Linked DNA regions of Mus musculus: regions 2 and 3 are each linked to region 1. A link is a loop called in an ENCODE intact Hi-C map of the cell type or tissue named here. Cell type or tissue: heart. All regions are shown on one strand. Region 1 holds the start of Cwf19l2 (CWF19-like 2, cell cycle control (S. pombe)). Region 2 overlaps Aasdhppt (aminoadipate-semialdehyde dehydrogenase-phosphopantetheinyl transferase). Region 3 holds the start of Msantd4 (Myb/SANT-like DNA-binding domain containing 4 with coiled-coils).

Region 1 (8,000 bases):
GGCGGGGAAGGAAAGGAGGGGCCAGCGGAGGCAGTACCAGGTATTGGAAGAGACAGGAGATAGGAGAGAAGTCCATAGGCCCAGGAGAAGGAATAGAAATAAGTACCAGTGGGGGTGGGGAACTTGGGGAAGTACTAGAAAGTCCTCAACACCAGGAATTCGAGAGACTCCCAGGACCCAATGGGGATGACATTTGCCAAAATAGCCAACAGTAGGAAGATAGAACCTGAAGAGATCATCTCCAGTAGATAGACATGGCCCCCATGGGAGGGATGGGGCCAACCCCTACCCCATCTAAAAAAATTTAACTCATAATTGTCCCTATCTAAAGGAAATGCCAGGACAAAAATGGAGCAGAGGCTGAAGAAAAGGCCATCCAGAGACCTCCCCACTGTGGGATCCATTCCATCCACAGACACCAACACACTCCCCACCCCCCTTACTATTGCTGAAGCCAAGATGTGTTTGCAGACAGGAGCCTGGTATAGCTCTGAGGGGCTTTGCCAGCACCTGACTAAGAGAGATGCAGATACTCACAGCTAACCATTGAACTGAGCCTGGGGATCCTAATGGAAGAGTTAGGGGTAAAGGAGCTGAAGAGGATTGCAACCCCATAGAAAGAATAACAGTATCAATTTAACCAGAGTTCCCAGGAACTAAACTACCAACCAAAGAGTCCATGGCTCCCCCTACATATGTAGCAGAGGATTATTGCCTCATCTGGCATCAATGGGAGGGGAGGTGCTTGGTGCTGTGGAGGCTTGATACCCTAGAGAAAGTGGATGCTAGAGGACTGAGACAGGAGTGGGTGGTGGAAGGGGAAGTACCCTCTTAGAGGCAAAAGGGAGGAGGAAGGGTGGAAGGATTTGTGAAGAGGAGACTGGGAAGGGGAATAACATTTGAAAGATAAACAAAATGATTAATAAAAGGAAGTTATTAATAGCTTTCCTTTGGGACTACCAATCTTCACTAAATTTGGGTACAAATCACACACAGTATTCAGTACAAGACTAACATATATCCTCTTTTCTCTCTGTCTCAAATAGGATTTGGAATCACTTTAACCTTCATTGTCACTGTGGCTAGTTCTTTAGACTTTCCCAAAAGTTATAAATCTGACCTTTTTCCATGCCTTCAAAATAGACAGTGCCAATACAATTGACTCAGAAAAGTTATCCTCTTAAAAAGAAAGAACCATATGGCTAATTTCTAGTCAGCAGTCAACAATAGTAATACAATGCAAGAAGTTTCTTCTGCTTTCTCATCCATCTGTCAAAATTCCTAAGCTGACTTTGGTCCTTATCAAACTGTATGTAGATTTGTCTAAAATTCTTCACAGCTGACAAAGAGTTTCTTCCAAAAACTGTTTGAAATATCAAACAGACAGTCATTATGATTATTCATTATATCTATTTTGAAATCAGCCAATATTCATGATGCTTTATCTGACCAAGACTAACTGCCCACCCATCCCCTTAAAATGTGACTGAAGGAAGGCATTACTCATTCTTCCTATTTATTTTCTACTCTCTATATGCATTTAAACTTATTTAAAATTCTTTTATCATAAAACAAAAAACCCAAAACATAGTCACGGAACATTCCGTTGTTCAACTACAAATTCATCTTTTTCACTGTCACAATTAATCAGGAATAACTGTCAATAACTGTTCAATAATTTACTTCTTCCGTTTTTATAAACTCCATACATTTCAATGTTAATGAGAATTCTGTTTCCAAAACCTGGGGTCGGGGAGCACATATTCTGAGTCTCTTATGCTAAAACAGTGTTTCAATCAGTAAAGGCTGGCCTAAGCCTGGAGTTGAAAGGAAAACGTGGAGGAAACACCAACGTATTCAAATGTGTCCTACTTCCAATAAGCCGGGGCAATGACTCATGCTTCGAATTAACTGGTAAGAAGAGTCCTCGGATGTGACACTGGACACAGAAACTGAGCAATCCAGGCGGCTGAAATATCAAGAGTGCTTAAAAACTAAGGAAACTGGAAGGAAACCAATCAATCTTTTTGCGGAGAGAAATAGCAAATGGAGCCGGTCCGAGCGTTTAGAAGACAACTGCATTGGAAAAAGACCAAAATCAGACAAGGTGAGATACCGAAGTAACGAGAGAAGTGAGTGGACTATCTCCCAGGATTCTCAAGTCCTACAACTTTTAAATAACATTCCGAAACCGTAAGATTTATAAAACGAAAGTATTTCAAGAACTAAATCTCGGAAAGCGATTACCTAGCATGCAGAAGCCCTTAGTACAACCCCAGTTTTAAAAAGGAAGAAAGAAAATTCTCCAAAGCCGGGATACCTGGCGTAACACCTCGGCCCTGGCATTACGGGTCTGTTCTTTTCGCTCTTCGATACTGCTAGCACTTTCAAATCTTACACTAAACGCCTCCATAGTTGTTGCCGTCGAAAAGCAAGGACGCCGTCGGGAAACCTCGGTTTACGACTGTCGTAATTTAGAAACCGAATCTGCATTTCAAAATAGTAGGGAAGGGGCGTTACTATGCCAACAGAGCAGGCGCAGTTCCGAATGTTTCGCCTGTGAAAGGTTCAGCGGAAACTTGTAGCCTGCTGGAGAGTTGATCTTTCAGATGTACTAGGTTCGCTAAGCGCTGAGTTAATATAAACATGCGTTATTATGAGCCCTGCGATATATTAACTCATTTCTCAATAGGACTCTTAAAACACTCCAGTAAGCTAGAAGTTACTTACTTCCCCCTTCTTGCCTGACTTCCTGTGACTGTGCATCAACCTGAAGGGAACCTGATCAGAAAGTCAGAACGTGGGGGGAAAAGGGAAAAACAAAAATTGCTCTTAAGAATCAGTATAGGGGCTGGAGAGATGACTCAGTGGTTAAGAGCACTGACTGCTCTTCCAGATGTCCTGAGTTCAATTCCCAGGAACCACGTGGTGGCTCACAACCCTCTGTAATGGGATTGAACGCCCTCTTCTGGTGTGTCTGAAAACAGTGACAATGTACTCATATAAGTAAAATAAGTAATTAAAAAAAAAAGTTCAGTATTTTTCTTTGATGGGTGTCTTGAAATATATTTAAAACTGGGGTAGAGAGATGGGTCAGTGATTTAGGTGCTAACTGTTCTTGCAAAGGACCTAAGGCCACATCCAGGAACTCACAGGGATCATCAAAACCATCTCTAGCTCCATTTCCAGGAGATCTCCCTCTTCTGGCCTCCACAGGCATTGCAACTACATGATGACATAACACTCATTAAATAAATAAATAAATAAATAAATAAATAATTCTTAATTATTTGGAGGTCAAGACTTGGTGTTGCACAAGCCTGGGTGCAGGAAGAGTCCTCATCACCCAGAAGAAAGATGCCTTGGTTGTGTGGTTATCTCTCATAAAGAAAAAACAGTGACCTCTGTTGTATTTATTGCATCTTGCATAATTAAGTCTCTGTATCAAAAGACTAGCCCCATCTGTGCTTCATTTGATTCGCCCACTAGGATAGAAACAGGAAAGTTGAAATAAGCCATTTCTATCTCCTTTTGCCCATATCAACTCAGCAAATTTAAGATGACAAACTTGAATGGTTACAACCCCTTTATTTGATTCATTATGTTTGTGAGGCAGCACTCCAGTTTGTGCATCTGAAGCAAGGATAACCAGCCAATTCAGAGTTGATAGGAAGGGCTAATATACCTGCCCACGCATTACCAAAGGCACTCAAAAAGACTTGCCATGAAATATTGAAGGCTAAACGCACTGATGATTTTCGAAAACCTTGCTTCTCCGTAGGGAGAGCTTTGAAATTTCTTTTGTTGTTGTTGTTGTTGTTGTTGTTGTTGTTGTTGTTGAGAAGCAATACTCATGAGTCCTTGTACCAAAAAGAGTCAAAAGAAATAAAAATATCAAGAAACTAATAACCAGATTTTGTTTCTTTCTCTCTTATCTTCTCATCCAAAGATACAATGGTGATGAGAGGACGGACTGATATTGTTATATCTAAGGTAGAGTAGACAGTCATACCCTGGCTAATAGTGAGGAGCAGACTGTATCCACATTCATTCTACAGGGCCTGCTCTGCTCCATCTGTGTAAAGAAAACCACAGGTAAGGCCTAAGCCCTGCTAGACACTAAAATGTCCTCTGTGAGGACAGTCTAGGTGCAGACATGCTGAAATCTGGCCTTCTAGTGAGTCTAGGAATGTGTCATGCATATCAGTTAGCCTTTCACTGTGCTTTTAAAAATTGTCTGAGGATGAAGAGATGGCTCAGTAAAAGTACTACTCATGTGGAGGTCCCACTTTGGGTTTCTGGCACCTACATGACAGGCCCCTGTCATGTGTAACTTCAGTTCCAGTGGGTGAGATGTACTCTTCTGGTCTCTGTGGGTACTGTTTGCATATGGTGTACTTACATAGAGACAAAACACTCATCTACATGAAAGAAAAATCAATTAATCAAAACGTTTTTAATAGATTCATAATCCTTACCAAATTAGACATCTTGTTTGAAAATAATTATTCACATGAAAAAACATTTTGAAGAGATTAGGTTAAATTTCATCATCATGTATAAGGCAACTGTCAAGATCAATAAAGATTATCCACAAAACTGACCATAAAATAAAGGCATATAGTGTGTGAAAACAATAATGCATGGTAAAATGCATAAATCAACATGCAATGTATATAGAACATGCAATTATTTCACCAGAGAAAGAAGAGTCAGGCAGACAGACAGACAGACACAGACACAGTGTCTTTCTTTGAGACTGAAACATACCCTATGAGGATGACCTATGTCATCCCAACTATATGTTCTAGTTCACATAAGACAATCATTTTATATATTTATATCAGTTTCCCTGGTGATTATCGACTGTCCCTTATTTAGCTTCAGAAAGAGTCACAGTTTAGATCAGTAATCACATAACCACTCTAAGAGTAATCCTATTTCAACTCCTCTTCAATATGTAGTTGGCTGCCTTTAAGGGTAAGATAAGAACCAAAAAAGACCAAGAGTCTTTTCTGACAATAAGCTGTACCCAGTAACAGAGATTTGAAATTCTGTTCCCAGCCCCTGAATCTGTGATGATTTCAGAAATATTAGTGAGGCATTAAGTGCACAGGTTCAAAATCAAGATTTGCCAGACTAAATAACTCTGCCATTTATTTAGTCATGCCACTTTAAATTATCTGCTGCATTTGGTTTTTTAACTGTAATGTGGTTAACACTGTATGTTCCAACTTCTGTGAGAATACAATGAGCCAAAGCATGTGGGGGTTTGAAACTATATGCTAAGTGTAAATCAAGGGCAACAATTATGAGACACTGGTATTATCTCCAAGTCAATGACTTAATTGTATATCCTATTCACCTTTGTCAAATTAATATAGCCTAGAGTCATCTTAGGCCTTGATTGAGAGATTGTCCAGATCACTTTGACCTGTGGGCATGAGTTGGGGAGAGCTACATTGGCTGTTATTTGATGTAGGAAAAAGCAGTCCACTTTGAGTGTCACCATTCTTTATCCAGGTGGTCTCACATTATATAACAAGTATGAGCAAGTGAGCCATTAAGCAAACAAGCAACATCCCTCTATGTTTTCTGCTTTAAGGTCATGCCCTACTTTCTTCAGTGATGGACTATGACCTGAAAGTGTAAAGCAGATGAATCCTTTCCTCCTATTAGTTGCTTTTGGCCATTGTCTTTGTCACAGCACTAGAAAGGAAATAGAACACTGTACTGGCTGGGTTTGTGTATCAACTTGACACACACAGGCTGGAGTTATCACAGAGAAAGGAGCTTCAGTTGGGGAAACACCTCCATGAGATCCAACTGTAAGGCATTTTCTCAATTAGTGATCAAGTGGGGAGGGCCCCTTTTGGGTGGTGCCATCTCTGGGCTGGTAGTCTTGGATTTATAAGAAAGCAGGCTGAGCAAGCCAGGAGAAGCAAGCCAGTAAAGAATATCCCTCCATGGCCTCTGCATCAGCTCCTGCTTCATGACCTGCTTGAGTTCCAGTCCTGACTTCCTTGGTGATGAAGAGCAGTATGGAAGTGTAAGCTGAATAAACCCTTTCCTCCCCAACTTGCTTCTTGGTCATGATGTTTTGTCCAGGAATAGAAACCCTGACTAAGAAAAACACCATGCTAAAATACTCCTTTTCTCTCCAATCTTTATGGTATAAAAGCCTTCTACAATCATTGCATTTTCGTTAAAAATCATGTAAGAAATAAGGAAAGTATTTATCAGTGGGTTTTTAAGCATTAGAACACGTGATGGTTTGTATATTCTTGGACCAGGGAGTGGCACCATCTGGAGGTGTGGCCTTGATGGAATAGGTGTGACCTGGTTGGAATAGGTGTGTCACTGTGGGTGTGGGCTTAAAACTCTCACCCCAGTTGCCTGGAAGTCAGTCTTCCACTAGCAGCTTTTGGATGAAGACATAGAACTCTCAGCTCTGCCTGAGACATGACAGCCTGGATGCTGCCATGCTCCCACCTTGATGATAATGGACTGAACCTCTGAACCTGTAAGCCAGCCCCAATTAAATGTTTTTTATAAGACTTGCCTTGGTCATGGTGTCTGTTCACAGCAGTAAAACCCTAACTAAGACAGAACATATCATGAATTCTCTTTAGTGGAGCACCAAAGTAGTTTGTATTCAGATGCTGTTTTGCCTACAAATAACCACCACCATTTGTGGTCCCCATTAGATCAGTGTCCAGATGAATTTTAAAAATAAAAGGTTAAGGTAGAGATGTCACCATGGTAAACATTTTCATTATCATTTATGAGTAAAATCATGGGAAATATTCTCTTCCCTTCTGACTCTTGTAAACACTGATCATCACTGAGTTCACATATATCCAATATGTAATCCAAAGTTTATAATTCCTATACCACTTTGTTTCACATGCATAATTTCTAATCATCACAACAATTATGTATTCACTTAAAGTTAAAGTATTCTATAAATCTCATCTCTTTTTTTTGTTTTTGTTTTTTGTTGTTGTTGTTGTTGTGGGGGTTTTTTTGAGAAAGGGTTTCTCTCTGTATAGCCCTGGCTGTCTTGGAACTCACTTTGTAGACCAGACTGGCCTCGAACTCAGAAATCCACCTACCTCTGCCTCCCGATTGCTGGGATTAAAGGCATGCTCCACTATGCCCGGCTTCATCTCTTACTTTCTTATTCACTGTATAAAAAAGACTTTGTCATTACCAAGTTGAAAAAATGATGGATCAGACAATGTATGAAAGTGTCTTTCCCTAACATCACACTGTTACTAACTTTTTTGTTGTTTGTTTGTTTGTTTGTTTTTTGTTTCCTAAGCTTGGACTTTCTTACTACTCCTATAATGGTGTTTGGTGTGGGTTTAAAAAGAGAACAGAACCAAATCCTAGTTCTCCATTAGAGTACATAAAATCACCTCAGATGGCTGTCAAATGCAAACACCTGAATTCCAGCCCAAAACAGTGAAGCTCCTGTACCTAGACAGACCTAAAAATTGGTCCTCAATTGGAAAGGGCCAGGTGAACATTCAGGTACTGAGCCACCACATTGTGAGAAACATCATTCTAGGTGATGACACCCTACATGGAAATTGTAGGGAAAACTCCAAAGAGCCATTTTATCCAAACAAAATGGTAATTTAAACATAAGAATTAAAATAATTAGCAGGTATTATAAATAAGGGTCCTACTAACATAGTGGAGCATGTGCCCTTATTACAAGTTAGAGCATCTTCTGAGTATATGCCCAGGAGTGGTATAGTTGGGTCCTCAGGTAATACTATGTCCAATTTTCTGAGGAACCACCAGACTGATTCCCAGAGTAGTTGTAACAGCTTGCAATCTCACCAGGAATGGAGGAGTGTTCCTCTTTCTCCACATCCTTGCCAGCATCTGCTGTCACCTGAGTTTTTCATCTTAGCCATTCTGACTGGTGTGAGGTGCAATCTCAGGGTTGTTCTGATTTGCATTTCCCTGATGACTAAGGATGTTGAACA
Region 2 (8,000 bases), 900 kb before region 1:
GCCGGTTCTTGCGAAAGACTCGTTGAATCCATATCCCAATTTCAACTTTAACATCTCTCACCAAGGGGACTATGCAGTTCTTGCTGCAGAACCTGAGGTACAGGTTGGCATTGATATCATGAAGACTAGTTTTCCAGGTGATGGTTCACTTTTATGACATATTAAGTGTTTTATGTCTCAGATCTTAACTATTAGGCAGTTGTAAGTTTACTGGCAGTACTTAATTTACTGATAAAACATTTAACCAAAAAGGATGCATTTCCTTTAACTTTTATCTATAGAGACAGTAGATTCTATATTACTGTACCTTTTAACCCCTTTAAATTGTTAGCTACATTTTCTTTAGGTATCATCATTTTTCTAAGTATTTTTGTTTTTTTCTTGTTACAAAATAAGCGAGGCTGAATTACAAAGATGAGCTTCTTTAAGCTCATTGTTCTGAGTTCAAGGAAACCCTTGAGGACTGGGATAATAAGTTTATTAATGAAGGTGGTACCCGCTATGGCCTTGCAGTGCTCTTGTATTGGCAATTAAGCTTCAGCATGAATTTTTAAGAAGCCTTTTTGAAGCACAGCTCCAATGAAAGGACTTAATGGTATTGTTGAAGGCTTGTTCTAAAGTAACTGCTACTGTAGAGGAGTCAGGCTTATTTTTGTGAATAGTCCACATGGGTTTGTAGCTCTGGGGAAGCTTCATAGGAGCTTTTTCTGTAACTAGAAGTTAGTGGAGAGGCCATTAGACACTTAGAAAAAAGATAGATAGCACAGTTAGTGCCTATCTGGAAATAAACAGATTTTACAACCCATTTTGTGAGGGGTTGACTGTGGTCAGTACTGAATAAGGAAGTCATTATTAATTGACGTTTTAAATAGTAGGAAAGTATTAAGCAGATATTGAAGATTCTGTCTCTTGTTAATACTTTATTAATCCTTTGACACCCATCAATTTTGATTATAACCGTTTCCTTTTATAGTTTAACTGGCTCAAAGCTTATTATGTTCCAATAACACAGAGGAAGAGATCCATTCAGTTGGCACTAGTGTTGTGTCATTACCATTCCACTCATTTTCAAATTGTGATTGGGTGCTTCTTTTCTTAGTGATGATGAGAAGTAAATACCTGTTTGCTGCACTGGCAATTTATTAGACCAGAATAAGTGAGGTAGTTCATCAAGGAATATTCTTCAGTCTTGGTGAATGATGAAGTTATAATTTTTGATAGAAGGGGAAACCTACTCTGTACTACACATTGACAATTCCTGAGACAGAGTCAGCATAGAGGAGTGTTATTAGCATATCGAAGGAGACAATTCTCTTACCCACATTCTGTGTGTGTGTGTCCATAAGAAATATTACATAGGAGTGTTAATTCCCATATTACTTAGCCATGTTGGCTAAGTACTGTTCATTTCCCAATAGATTTAACTGTGGGATCTTAGCACAAGTTGTCAGTAGTATACATTTCTGATCAAGTATTTTTCTCATTTCTTAAGCTTTATTTACAGTTAAAGATGTTTACAGTTTTAGGTGAAGTAAAGGTATAGTTTAATGATTCAATTTAACAGTATTTACAAAATAACCATGAACAGTATAAAAATATTTAAGTTCAGGAAATAGTAAGAATTCTATTTGCATGATTTTGCAATTTCATATTTGTTTTTCTATTATAAAATATTTTAGATAGTAATTGCCACAATAAAAATAACTTTAAAATATTTTGAGAAACAATTCTAATTTTAATTAACTCAAGTAATTTAAAATGAGTGTTATTAGGTATACTGAAAAGCTTCTGTATTCCCAGCACTTTGGAAGTAGAAGCAGAAGCAAGACTATGAGTTCAAGTCTATCCTGAAGTACATTGACTTTCATCCCAAAAGATTTTGTTAACAGAATTGCTCTCTAGAGGAGCTATTGCATTATAAGTATAAATTAAATGTAGTTGGTGCAAATTAGGCCTGGATATACTAAAGAGTGGAAAAGCCTGTTTCTTGTCTCCTCTCATACCCTTTCTTCTGAAGTATTATATACTCCTAACTGGTTCTCTAGGTAGAGCTAAGTGATCTTTTGAGAAGGACACAGTTTTAAAGTTGTGAAATAGGTTCTCATTAGACATATAATAGAATTCAAACTCCTAAACATAACACTGTTATTGTGTTCTTTTGTACTTTCTATTCTCAGGCATGTTACTATTTCTCATTTCTCTCTAGTTTTCTTTGATCATTGTTTTCTGTCTGTTACAGTATTTTATTTCCTTTAATTAGATGTTGCTCAACTCCTCCTTACCTCCATCTTCCCCTTGATAAGTCATATTCTTTGAGAAGAATGGATAATTTTACTGCTTTGCTTTTAAATGTATGTGTGCTGATATTATGTATAGAGGCCAGAGGACACCCCACAGCAGCTGTCATTCTCAGAAATGCCACCTACCTCTTGAAACAGGATCTTTTCAACCTGTAGCTTACTGATTAAGCTAAACTAGCTAGATCCTGTGAGCCTTAGGGTTCCACATATTTCCTCCTCCCCAGCACTGGAATTATAAGGCTGTATACTTGTATTACTGGGCTGGTATTTTTTACATAAGTTCTGACGACCATTGAACTCAGGTCTATATATTATATATATAATGTTAGCACTTAACCATTTGAGCTTTCTTTGTAGCTGAATGGTAAGTTTTAACTGAGATGCTTTTATTAGTCAGGGTTCTCTAGAGTCACAGAACTTATGGGTAGTCTCTATATAGTAAAGGAATTTATTGGTGACTTACAGTCTGCAGTCCAATTCCCAACAATGGTCAGTAGCAGCTGTGAATGGAAGTTCAAGGATCTAGCAGTTGCTCAGTCCCAAATGGCAAGCAGGCGAAGGAGAGAGAGCCTTCCTTCTTCCAATGTCCATATGTAGTCTCCAGCAGAAGGTTTAAAGGTGTCCCAGATGACCTTGAACTCGGAGATCTCCCCTGTCTTAATCTGGAATCCATAGCCACTAAGCTTCAAGATCTGCAAACCAAGATCCAGGTTAAAAACTTCTATCTCCCAGCCTCCAGATTAGGATCACTAGTGAGCCTTCCAATTCTGGATTGTAGTTCATTCCAGATATAGTCAAGTTGACAACCAGGAATAGCCACTACAGTGCTATTATAATACATGTGTACCGGACACCTTGTTTTAGAATGATATAGATAGGCTTTGAAGTTCTGGTACTATAATAGACTGTTTTGTTTATAGGCCTACAATAGTAGCAAAATGTGTTGGTTGTTGGTGATTTTGTTATGGGGTTTTATTATGTTTAAAATAGACCAGTTATGTGATTTTGATTATGTAGAACATTTAGTTAGTAGCTGACATTCTTCTTTAGTAACTAAGCTTTAAGAAGGATCAAGTATTTCAACACTTAAGTGACAATTCACATTTTTCAGTCCTATACCTCTCATATGTATGTGTATATATATACACACACACACACATATATATATACATACACATACATACATATATATACATACATACACACACATATATACATATATGTATATATATACGTACACATACCTGTGTTCTTAATATTTTATAGGATGATTACATATATTGTAGTAGAAATCAATATATATAAATAATATTAAGAATTTGCCTATGTGTCTGCCCAGTAATGATGCTGGTATTTTGAGAGACAAATTTGTTTTTCTACTGGGATTTTCTAACGTTTTTCTTCTAATTTCCTATGGAGTAAAATAGAATATTTGGCCAGTATGCATTCCCCCATAACACCACAGGGTAGTGCTGCTGTCCTTTAGTTAGGTATTTAGAGATTCACCATTGACTGCTGTTTATTTTGTGCTTAAATATATAGGAAAGTGTACACACTGGTATTTTTTTCAGCCATAAGTAATGAGTTATAGTATTTCTTTATTGCCAGTATCCCAAATACAAATTAAGATATTCTTCCTCTTTATTTCATATATGCTACTTATGCCGGAGTCTACTTGAGAAGAATTTATCTTTTAAATTTTGTGGATGTGGGTTGTATGGGTTTGTAAATTTGGAGGCCAAAAGTTTTCATCAGTTTCCTCTTGTCACTAATACCTTTTTTAATGTTTGTGACATAATCTCTCACTGAATCAGAATGCTGGTCAGTGAGCTCTGGGGATCAGTTTCACCTCCCAACCGTGCCCTGACAAATACCCTTTCTGACAGTATTAGGTTATAGATACTGGCAGCTTCTGTACCTTTTACAGGTGCTGGGTAATCTAAGCTCAGATCTGTACTTCCTTAGCAAACTACTCATTGAACCATTTTCTTAGCCCTTTCACTTTTTTAAGACTAGATGCCAGAAACAGCGAATGAATCAGTTATTATTGAGAGGCATCCAGTAATTCTCAGTAAAGTGAAAATGAGCTTTGGATCACTAAAAGGATGCATGCCCCCAAATGGTCATAGTCTCTTGTTATACCATTCTCAAGGTCATAGAGCCATAGTTGTGATCTCAAGTCCTCCAGATTTCTGGGTTAAGGAAGGAGGGCCTGTTTCGAGACTTGACTATTGAAGTTGGAACTTGGGAGAGTCCTAAACATTTTTGCACAAGAACTGGTTTTTAATGTTTCCTTCTCTGACTTACTCTAGGCGAGGTATGTGGTTACTGCAGAAGTTCTAAATAGTACAAAAGAGTACAGTCTGTTGTGTTCCAGATCTCCTTGAGTGTCTAGATGTATATATTGATTTTGCTTTTACAGTAGTCATTTCAAGTAAGCAGTATACATTGTTGAACTACCTTCTAGTTACAAAATATTATACAACAGTTGTTTTCTTTTTCCCTTTAGTAGTGTTGAAGGGTCAAAATATAACATTAGTATGAATTTCTGAAATATATGTTGTCATACTTATGTATGACATTTTCTTTTAGATGTTTAAAATTTAGAACAAGTTTGACTGTCAACTATTCAGGTTTTTGGAACATGTTTCAGAAGCTAGGGTTTTTCTGCTTAATTATTTAACTCCTAATTTCACAAATTCTTATTAAACTGGTTCTTTTAGGCTAACACATGCTTGTTATCTTGAGTTATTCTTTTAATTTCTAATTTATATCAAAATTAACAATCAATAGAAAAGTATTTCTTTTGTTTTTGTTGGTTTATACTAATAGGAATTTTGGTTTTTTTGTTGTTGTTTTTTTGGTCTTTTGAGGCAGGGTTTCTTTTGTTGTTTTTGTTTATTTATAGTAATAGGAATTTTGGGTTGTTGTTGTTTTGGGTTTTGTTTTGTTTTTTTTTTTTTTTTTTTTTTTTTTTTGAGACAAGGTTTCTCTGTATAGCCCTGGCTGTCCTGGAACTCACTTTGTAGACCAGGCTGTCCTCGAACTCAGAAATCCGTCTGCCTCTCCCTCCCAAGTACTGGGATTGAAGGCGTGTGCCACCACGCCTGGCTATGCAGGGCCTTGCACATTCCACGCAAGCACTCTACTACTGAGCTACATTGTACCCTCACTTAGGATTGTTTTCTGAATAAGTTGCCTTTCCTGTTTGGGTAGTCCTCAGTAGTTTCAGTCATACAACAGCTTTTTAAGTTTTGTTTTTATGTTTATTTTTAATAGAATAAATTTTTAATTCTGTATTCGCTGATTTGGCAGGTCGTGGTTCAATTCCAGAATTCTTTCATATCATGAAAAGAAAGTTTACCAAAAAGGAGTGGGAAACAATCAGAAGTTTTAATGATGAATGGACTCAGCTGGATATGTTTTACCGGCACTGGGTACAATTCCTTTGTAATTCTATAATTATTCCATTATATTCACTAGAAATAAGAGTGAAAGATTTGTAGTTACTGCTAATACCATATAGTGCTTGATACAAATGGACAGATTCTTGAGAACTTTGGGATTTTTTTAAAAAATCTATATAACTCTATAGAAACACATGAACCTTATTTAACAGAAAATGTCACATCACAGTTCTTATAATTTAGTTAATTCTCTTAGCAACCCTTTGAGGATGGCATTGTTTGGTCATTACAGTTTACACTTGAGAGATCTTGAATAATTTACACAGACTGCTACTAAGATTGTTTTCGGTGCTATTACAATGAGCAAAATAAAACAATTACAACTTTATAGCTGTAACAAACATAGAAATCAAAATGTACTATATCTATTAATGTTATAAAAAGTTTTAGCTATTGAATCCTCTAAGAGAAAATGTCCCTTTTTCTCTCTAGGCACTGAAAGAAAGCTTCATAAAAGCCATTGGAGTTGGATTGGGATTTGAAATGCAGCGGCTTGAATTTGATGTATCTCCATTAAACATGGACATTGGTCAGGTTTATAAGGAAACCTGTTTGATTTTGGATGGGGAAGAAGAAAAAGAATGGGCCTTTGAGGTAAGGAATTTATTATAATTATTATAGCTAAGACATTCCATATTTATTCACGTATGTGCGAATAATCTAGATTGTTCCTGAAATTTATAAGAATGTCAACAGTGTAGAGTACATATCCATTGTGAGCTTGTGTAACTTTCTTTGAAAGTAATTCAATTCCTTTTAATTAGTAATTAAAATCTGATCATTAAAACTATCTTTCAAGACATAATGGTGCCTGCATTCAGTTTCAGTATTTGGGATCTCTGTGAATTGGAATCCAGCCTGGTATAATAAAAGCAGTTGGGATTTGTGTTTTCTAAATGTTACTGTCTGTCCTAGTTAGGGTTACTATTGCTATGATAAAAAGCCATTTGGGGAGAAAAGAGTTTATTTGGTTCACACTTCCACTTAGTCCATGCTAAATGAAATCAGGAGTAGAACTCAGGCAGAGTACAAACTTGGAGCCAGGAGCTACTACAGATGCCATGGAGAGGTGTTGCCTACTGGCTTGCTTAGCCCACTTTCTTGTAGAACTCAGAACCCAGCAAACACAATGAGTTGGACCATCTTACATCAATTACTAATGAAAATGCCCTATAGGCTTGCCTACAGCCCAATCTTCCTTTCTTCCTTCCTTCCTTCCTTCCCTCCCTCCCTCCCTTCCTTCCTTCCTTCCTCCTCTTCCTCTTCTTCCTCCTCCTCCTCCTGCTGCTCCTCCTCCTCCTTCTCCTCTTCTTCTTCTTCTTCTCCTTCTTTTCATGGTATATTTTCTCTATTTACATTTCAAATGTTATCCCCTTTCCCGGTTTCCCCAAGGAAACACCCTATCCCGTCCCCTGCTTCTATGAAGGTGTTCTCTCACCCACCCACCCACCCACTCCTGCCTCCCCACCCTGGCATTCCCCGACACTAAGGCATCTTGCCTTCACAAGGCAATCCTCTGCTACATATTGCAGTTGGAGACATGGGTACTCTGGTGGTGGTTTAGTTCCCTAGGAGCTCTGGTGGGGCTGCTTGGTTGATACTGTTGTTCTTCCTATGGGGTTGTAAACCCCTTCAGCTCCTTCAGTCCTTTCTTTAGCTCCTCCATTGGGGACCTAATGCCCAGTCCAATGGTTGGCTGTGAGCATCCACCTTTGTATTTCTCAGTCTCTGAGAGAGCCTCTCAGGAGAAAGCTATATCAGGCAAGGACTTCTTGGTATCCACAATAGTGTCTGGGTTTTGTGACTGTATATGGAATGGATGTCCAGGTGGGGCAGTCTCTGAATGGCCTTTCCTTCTCTCTCTGCTCCACACTTTATCTCCATATTTTCTCCTGTAAGTATTTTGTTCCCCCTTCTAAGAAAGGCCAAAGCACCCACACATTGGTCTTAGCCATTCTGACTGGTGTGAGGTGGAATCTCAGGGTTGTTTTGATTTACATTTCCCTGATGGCTAAGCATGTTGAACATTTCTTTAGGTGCTTCTCAGCCATTTGATATTCCTCGGTTGAAAACTTTTTTGTTTAGTTCTGTACCCCATTTTTAAATTGGGTATATTTGATTCTCTAGAGTGTAACTTCTTGAACTCTTCGTATATATTAGGTATTAGCCCTCTATTGGATTTAGGATTGGTAAAGATCTTTTTCCTGTATGTTGGTTGGTTGCTGTTTTGTCC
Region 3 (8,000 bases), 970 kb before region 1:
AATACACAGAAGAATCAGAATAGAGTCTAGAAGCTGAAAGCTGTGAACAGTTTTTACTATGCAGGCTTGTGTGCCAGTTCTGTCACTTAAAGTCCCTTTGGTCTCAAGCAGGTGAGCTTCACATACATGTCTACTAGCTGATGATAAATGAGACCACGATACCAGTTATGGCATTAAGGATTAAAAGTGATAATCCAATGAACCTATGATGACTAAGATACAATAAGCTCACAAGCATCAGCTACCATTGTATGTCTTAGTATAGACCTGCACATAACTATTTCTTTACTGGATGATTAACCCTAATACATGAAGATTATTAGAATAGAAACAAACTATATTGTGTTTCCAGACTCAGAAATCTTTAATAGCATCCAAAAAGATTTTGAGAAGGAAATAACAATTTGGATCATACACAATAGACTGATGAGGGACAGAAATAAAAGATAAACATGCCAGGAATTAAAGTAAGAAAACTGGATTAAGGCCTAATACCAGCCACTCTTTAATGCTGGATTAGTAAAACCCAATAGTTTACTGAAAAATTGTACCGAAAGAGAAAATTATAACAGTAAGAGATCATTTGTTTTTTCAAGTCAAGGAACTTTCCTCCTACATGGAGAAATATATTACTGAAATATATAAGGATAAAAGTCTTCAATAAAATAATGACTGCTGTTAACAATAGAATCTTGTACAGCATACACCATCAGATTTTGCTGCTCTCAAAATTCAAGATCAGTTAACTCACTGGACTGGTCTAACAGCACCACTATATGGCAAAAAATAGGAGGTGTTTTAACCAACCAGGATCTTTGTGTCTTTAACTCCTCAGTAGTTCTTACCAACTGCATAGCCTTCCCTGCCCATCCCCACAGTTCTTTTGTCTATACTTGGAGTTTACAAAGTGGCATCCCTTTGTCTTCAACTGAACTATGCTGAACTAATGAACTATCATTTATAAAATACACTTCACTGCATTTTTAACCTCAATGGACTTGATATTAGAACCCTATGATGATGGCTATCCTTGTTTGTCAACTTGGAATTACACAAAAAATGGAGGGTTCATCTCTGAGTGATTTTTGCTTAATTTCATGTAGGAAAATCTATTTCTAATCCAGATCTTTAAGGTAGAAAGATACACCTTTGATCCAGGTCATTTGAGCTGGAAAAATCCACCTCTAACCTGGGCCGCATCTTCTGGTGAACCCCATGTAGAGACACAGAAGAAGGACACTTATGCTCTTGGCCTGCTTGTTCTCACCTCACTAGTCCATTCCTTCATTATCATTAGAGCCTAATTCTCTGGGATTCCAGATTATGCTAATGACCAGCTGAGACATCCAGCCTCATAAATTGAACTAGACTCTTGGACTCTCCATTTATAGCCAGCCACTGTTGGATTAGCAGCCACTGTTGGATTAGACTGCAGCTGGTAAGTCATTCATATATATGTATGTATATATATATACATATATATACATACACACATACATACATACTTTCTAAAAGTTCTGTTACTCTAGAGGACCCTTATTCTGGTCAGTCTTCACTTAATCCAGAGAAAGACTTTACCTGAAGCCTTGACAGTATTGAGTTAAAGAACATTTGAGCATCAGTGCAGTCAGAGATAAAATCTGTTAGCTGCGTTTACAAAAGCAAAAACTAGCAGATTATGAATATGTCTGTCTTTTTGTACCATTCCTAGTACCTTGATGCTGTGTATGAGAGGTTTGGATTTTCTCTAACAGACTCCCAAATAAGTTCATCAAAGGTATTTACTCAGCTCCTACATTTGGGGCACCATTCCTGGTGCTAGGGATAGAACCGGTCATAAAATGTACAATTACACTATTTTTGATGCCCAACACGTCCCCCTCTTTATTGTTTTCATCCTGTTCTTACAGTAAGGAACTTGACAGTCAGTCACTAAATCTCAGGTCCCAGTGTTCGAACCACAGACAGCAGCTGTTTTCCTGAACTTCCTGACCATTGGGAAAGGAAGAATAAATAACCCTCCAACTTGTGGAGGGCTTCCACAATTATTCTTTACTGTTCAGAAACAGAAATGTTGTGCAGTGCACTCACATAACTACCAATGATGTACTGTAAGATAAAACTAGGTATTTCCTCTGTAACGACTGAATGGACTTTCTAGGTTTTTGTCTAACATAGAACTAAAAGATCTGGAAAAAAAAAACTGGCAATAACATCTAAATTAAAGAAAGAAAGAAAGAAAGAAAGAAAGAAAGAAAGAAAGAAAGAGAGAGAGAGAGAAAGAAAGAAAGGAAAAAAGAAAGGAAGGAAGGAAGGAAGAAAGAAGGGAGGGAAAGAGGGTAGGTTTGGGGGGGGGCGGGGGAGAGAGGGAGTCACTAAGTAGTTAAGAAGAAAAGCATTCCAAATCTACAAACTTCCCTCCACCCCTGTCTCACTCCAATCTTATTTCAAGAGTGACTTCCCTTTCCTCAATATTATTACAGGGTAATTATTTTCCTTCCTTTAAAACTTGAGGTGATAAACACAACTGAAGTTTGCTTAAGGGTCTCCCGCTACGAAGTAACGTTGGGAAGGTGCAGTTGAGGCCTCTGGGACGATGGATCCCACAGCCTGGAGTTTTCGGTGGGGGAGGGGTCAAGGTGGTGCAGCGCCCAACTAGAGTCCAGGCAACTTGGAGGGTTATTATTGCTTTCCGAATGGTCAGCAATAGCCCTACCTAGGTTTCCCTCACTTCTGCAGAGGCCCAGAGCTTCTCCCGAGTCAGGTGACAATTATGAGTGGGACTTTACTCCACAGCCTCGGGATCCTGCGCTCTTCAATGTCAAAACCAAAGCTCACCGAGGCGACACCCCACAGAGACCCACCCTGCCAAGTCTCCTCTGCTCCCTCGAGCTCCCCAGTCCCCGTTGCTCCGCTGCAACCCAACACTCACCTGCGACCCCGGGGCACCTCTGTCGGATCGCCCCTGAGGGTGCTGGAAAAGAGATGCTTCATGGAGTCCCCGCCCACCAACTTCTGCCTGCTCCGATTGGCTGAGATGGCTGTTGCTCATGGGTTGCAGCTAATCCATTTGTCCAGGGGGAATTGCCACTCTGCCTTAGAGCCCGCCTCAGGCCAGGCCTCACAATGGGAATCGAGTCCCAAACCGGTTCCGGGTTAGTGCCCTGGACAACGCCCCGAAGTGATTCGCCTCCCGTTCAGCGCTCACTTTTTGCCACGTGACCCTGTCAATCAAGCGTCCTCTAGCAAAGGATTGGTCCCTAGAGACAGTCTTGCCTCGCTGCTCCGCCCGATGGAGACTGGCCTTTCAATCTCCAAACTCCGCTCCTGTCCTTGATCTTCGATAAGGCCAAGGAAAAATGGAAACCCTTGGGTCCTCCTCTCCTATTCACCTAGCTGCGGTCTCCGTGGACCTCAACCTCTGACGTTGCCTTTGCAGTTTTCAAATCAAAGACTCGTTTTGTACTCTTAACCTAAAATGGAACATTTGGCTTGTGGACGGTTTCTCCAGTGTTCTCCATCTCCTCCCTCTGATCCTTCAGAGCCCTACGGGCTGATGTCTCCTTTGGCATTGTCAGTGAACCTGGTTTCCCACTTCCTCCGTTTCAGGAATGTCCAGTTCTCCCTGAAAATTACTAATACCCATCCTCTCACAGCCCACTCTTCAAATTAGAGTCAAATTGAGACGCCTACAGTTTCTCGGGGGAAATTATTCCTAATATGCAAATTAGGAAATTCTCTTTAGGCTTTTAAAATCCTAATCCTGCTTTTCTCTCAGGCTTTTTTTAACATGGTCTCCCTTTTTGCTTCCCCCAGCTCTCCACTGTTCTTTTGAACTCTTTAGTGTCTTAGGGACTGCCTTTGCCTTGCTGTGTTTCCACCCTGTAAGGCTTTCCCAGGATCAGAATTCATTTTGGAAATTCTTTTTTCTTTTCTTTTCTCTCTTCTCTCTTCTCTTCTCTCTTTCTTTCTTGTTTGTTTGGTTTTTGTTTTTTGTTGTTGTTGTTGTTGTTTTTGTCTTTTTGTTTTGTTTTGTTTTGTTTTTTTGAGACAGGTAGCTCCGGCTGTCCTGGAACTCGCTCTGCAGACCAGGCTGGCCTCGAACTCAGAAATCTGCCTGCCTCTGCTTCCCAAGTGCTGGGATTAAAGGCGTGTGCCACCACTGCCCGAGAAATTATTTTCTAAAGTAACCTTTCCTATGCAGTTACTTCGCAGCTACTTCAATTTATCTCTCCAATATAAGTTTGCCAGATGGGAAGGATGGCAAGCTAAATTTGAATAACAATTTCAGGGTGACATTCCACATTTTTTATTTGTTGACTCTGACAATCATGCTCAAGTGAGATCAACCACAACCTATATTTTCCCCATTATAGCTCTTTTTTTTTTTTTTTTTTTTTGCGTAGCAAAGCTTCTAGCATGTAATAGACATTTTATAAAAAGATGTAAAAGCATGACAAAATGTTGTGTGTATATAACAAGTCTTTATTTTTTCATATAATAGTCTTTTTTAAAATTAGGTATCTTCTTTATTTGAATTTCAAATGTTATCCCCTTTCCTGGTTTCCCCTCTGAAAACTTCCTATCCCTTCCCCCCTGCCCCTGCTCACCAACCCACCCACTCCTACTTCCTGGCTCTGGCATTCCTCTACACTGAGGCATAGAACCTTCACAGGGCCAAGGGCCTCTCCTCCCACTGATGACCAACTAGGCCATCCTCTGCTACATATGCAGCTTGAGTCATGGGTTCCTCCATGTGTACTCTTTCGGTGACGTCCCTGGGAGCTCTGGGGGTACTGGTTGTAACAAATCTTTAATGTTTATTTCTAGAAAAATAATTGCACAAACTATGAAGTATTTATGAACTATGATCTTTGAAGATCAATGAACAGTTTTAAGATTTTTATTATAATTTTGCCTAAAGAGAAAAAAAATGATTTTTGCCATTTTGTAAGAGATACAGACACTTTGGTTTTTGGAATATTTGAAGCAAAATCCCCTTTATGTAGAGCAAGCTATCCAGGAACTTTACAATCCTCCTATTTCAGTAGCACTATAATCACTAGAAACTTCTATTCTGTAGAGCAGGAATAAAAGTCCCAACCCCCAAATTCACTGCAGTGAGTGAATGTTTAGCAGGTTAGCAAATTCTGGATTATCTTTGACATTCATTGCCTTTACTACAGTTCTTTACCAATTTCTATGCAAGTCTTAGCAATTCTATATCTGTAAGTTAAGTTACTTATTTGTACTTTACCCTAGTTCTTTGTTTTTAAGAAGTAAAAGAGACTGTGATCAGCACACAAAATACAGATATTAGCAAGGTCTCACGGTTACCTAGGAAGCTCACCTTTGTCAACTTAACTGTTAACACTTCTTGAGGGAAAGAGACATGATTGATCACATGGTTCTTTGATTTCTCAACCATAGAACTAAATGCTGAATTTTCCCCCTCTAAAAAGACAACACAGAGACACAAAAGTCGGGGAGAAAAGCACTGTGTGTTTTGATCTATCTCCTCAAAGACCTGAACATGTCTTTCTCCTGCTTGGCATATTACCTTGTTTGTTGTAGACCATTTGGCCCCTTCCATATTTATACTGTGAAATCTTAATCCTAGGTGTTTGGAAATGAGGCCTTTGGAGATAAAATTCTGTCCTGAGAGTGAAATCTTCTTAAGTGGGGTTAGGGCTCCTATAAAAGAGGATATAATGTTTTCCTTTTCCCTTTCTACCATATAGGGACCTAGCTAGAAGACAACCATCTACACAATTCCTAAGGCATAGTATCTGCCAGCAGGCTGACCTTGGACTTTCTAGCCTCTGTCATTTTGTTAAATGGATATTGACTGATGAAGCCACCTAGTCTCTGGGAGTGTGTGTTTGTGTGTGTGTAATAGCAAGTTGAATGGAATAAACTACTGTTTATACATACAAGTTCAAGTTACTAAAATCTGAAATTTAAATACAGCTAACAAAATTCAAATTGGGAAATTCTGTAATTAGTTGGTCTTGATAGAATTCTAAGTTTATAAAAAGATAAACTAGAAGAGTATTTTATTATCATACTTTTACATATAGTCTTTTAATTCCTGTTCTCATGGTGTTATCATTAATGACGACTTTCACCCTGTCTATTAGTGATCAACCTGTGATTCCAAGTCTCCAGCTGCACACAGTTGTCTCCCCTGCACTCTGCTCTCTTCTGAAAGACAAGTTCTATCACTTCCAGTAGTGTGCTCTTTTATATTGAACCACTTGATTGATCTAAACTTTTCAAAAGACAAAAAGCATACAGTAAAAGACTCTTTTCATTTTCTTAATTTTTCTCATTCCCAATAATCTGCACCTTGGAAATTCATCACTAGCCTTTTTTCTTTAATGTCTGTATTTTTGCATGTTATTTCATTCTTTTGTTTGTTGTTTTGTTTTTTGTTTTTTTGTTTTTTGTTTTTCGAGACAGGGTTTCTCTGTGTAGCCCTGGCTGTCCTGGAACTCACTTTGTAGACCAGGCTGGCCTCAAACTCAGAAATCTGCCTGCTTCTGCCTCACGAGTTCTGGGATAAAAGGCCGGCGCCACCACCACCCGGCTTATATTTCATTCTTACTGCCTCTCCCACACTTTACATTTTAATTTTTCCTAGTTATTAGAATGTGTATATTATTAGAACATGTATAATATACACATGTAGATGATAATTTACTAGATAGAGAAAATATTCTGGTTCTCAATCATGAGTTCAAAAGCAGATAAGTAAGTCATACAGTATCTTTTTAAATTCAAAAGGTCCCTAAAAACCCTCAAGTAATTTTATTTTTATTTTTTTACTAATTTTTGTGGCTCTGCTTTTCCCATATTTTTTCCTGGAACAAAACCAAAACAATTTTTCTATTGTTTATACATTAGTAGTGAATGTTCAATTTTAATTATTTTAAATTTATAACTTAAACATATTTCAAATTTATTTAAAGGGAAAGCTAATTTTAGATAGTAAAAATATTTACACTACCTTGTGAGTTTAAAAAAATCTGTTTAAGCATATTTTTCCAGCTTGATTAAAGTATAGTAAAATATATGTCATATTCTATATTTTTCTGATAAACAGCACTCCACTATACCATGTACTTTGATAACCCCAGCTCTTCATTCTTCTTAGGGAATGAGGAGGGTTTTATTTTAATAGAATTTGGAATGGTGTCAGAATCCAAGGCTTCATTACTATAGCAACAGAGAACAATGGAAACACCAAATGTCAAATACAATCAATGTTACCTTAGCAACAGTCAGGTGCTTTAACCAAACATTTACTTTTCTGGTCAGTCTCTTTAGTGCTCTCATTTATATGAATACTCAAAAGTGGAGAAAAGTTCAAAATTATTTTTAAAAGAAAAGCTCTTCAAGAGAAGAAAGCAATTAGTTTCACTCTCTATTATGCCAAGAAAGAAAGAAAGAAAGAAAGAAAGAAAGAAAGAAAGAAAGAAAGAGAGAAAGAAAGAAAGAACCAAAACACTCACATGATTCACAAAGAAAACTTTTTAGAGGAAATAGAAAGTCTCAGTTTAGTCTCACTTGGATTTTTTGGTTGTTTTGTTTTGTTTTGTTGTTTTTTCCATTATTCCATTTTTCTTATTTACAGTCAAGCAGATTGAAGCACATCTTTTAAAGCATGTTTGCACTGCTGTTGCCTGAAATTTCAAACCACTTTCCTTGAGCCTCTGAATAGAGGTAATTCTGCCATATGAAAAGAGGAGACACTATCTGTTCCCCTAGACCCAGTCCCTCAGACTTCTCCCTAGAACTGCAAGGGAACACCAGCTACAGCCCTCCCACCTGGCCCCCAACCTCCTACCTCCCACCTCCCCACCTCCTACTAGCACGGACCCTCCACCCTCTGCCCATGCTTTCACTGTATCTCACAGCCCATCTTTTCTGCCCTTTCCTTTCCCACTGGTTGCTATAGCCCAACCACTAACTCAGGTAGACACCCCCTCCCTGTTCAA

Evidence for each region. A loop is a pair of places that touch in the nucleus more often than their neighbours do. Peaks named below come from ENCODE experiments on the same cell type or tissue, not always from the same donor. Only the 100,000 strongest peaks of a DNase experiment are listed, where the experiment ranks them.
Region 2: it touches region 1 in a loop (6-fold over the local background); 13 of 42 quality-filtered maps call a loop at or near these places.
Region 3: it touches region 1 in a loop (2.5-fold over the local background); 5 of 42 quality-filtered maps call a loop at or near these places.

The regions. Positions count from the first base shown.
Region 1 is chr9:3,398,511-3,406,510 of GRCm38, reverse strand. It overlaps Cwf19l2 (CWF19-like 2, cell cycle control (S. pombe)), which reads right to left and starts at 2,426. Exons shown (of 18, transcript NM_027545.2): 1 at 2,321-2,426. The coding sequence starts at 2,413. In heart, CTCF peaks have their summits at 2,981 (motif pointing left) and 3,183 (motif pointing left); DNase peaks (open chromatin) are centred at 2,480 and 3,200; H3K4me3 peaks cover 1,736 bases; H3K27ac peaks cover 1,332 bases.
Region 2 is chr9:4,300,831-4,308,830 of GRCm38, reverse strand. It overlaps Aasdhppt (aminoadipate-semialdehyde dehydrogenase-phosphopantetheinyl transferase), which reads left to right. Exons shown (of 6, transcript NM_026276.3): 2 at 1-137; 3 at 5,616-5,737; 4 at 6,200-6,361. Among named protein-coding and RNA genes, the nearest start is that of Aasdhppt, 4.7 kb to the left of the region's middle. In heart, a CTCF peak has its summit at 3,763; no DNase peak of the experiment used is centred here; H3K4me3 peaks cover 688 bases.
Region 3 is chr9:4,371,556-4,379,555 of GRCm38, reverse strand. It overlaps Msantd4 (Myb/SANT-like DNA-binding domain containing 4 with coiled-coils), which reads right to left and starts at 3,004. Exons shown (of 3, transcript NM_145609.2): 1 at 2,933-3,004. In heart, no CTCF peak of the experiment used is centred here; a DNase peak (open chromatin) is centred at 3,145; H3K4me3 peaks cover 1,975 bases; H3K27ac peaks cover 1,585 bases.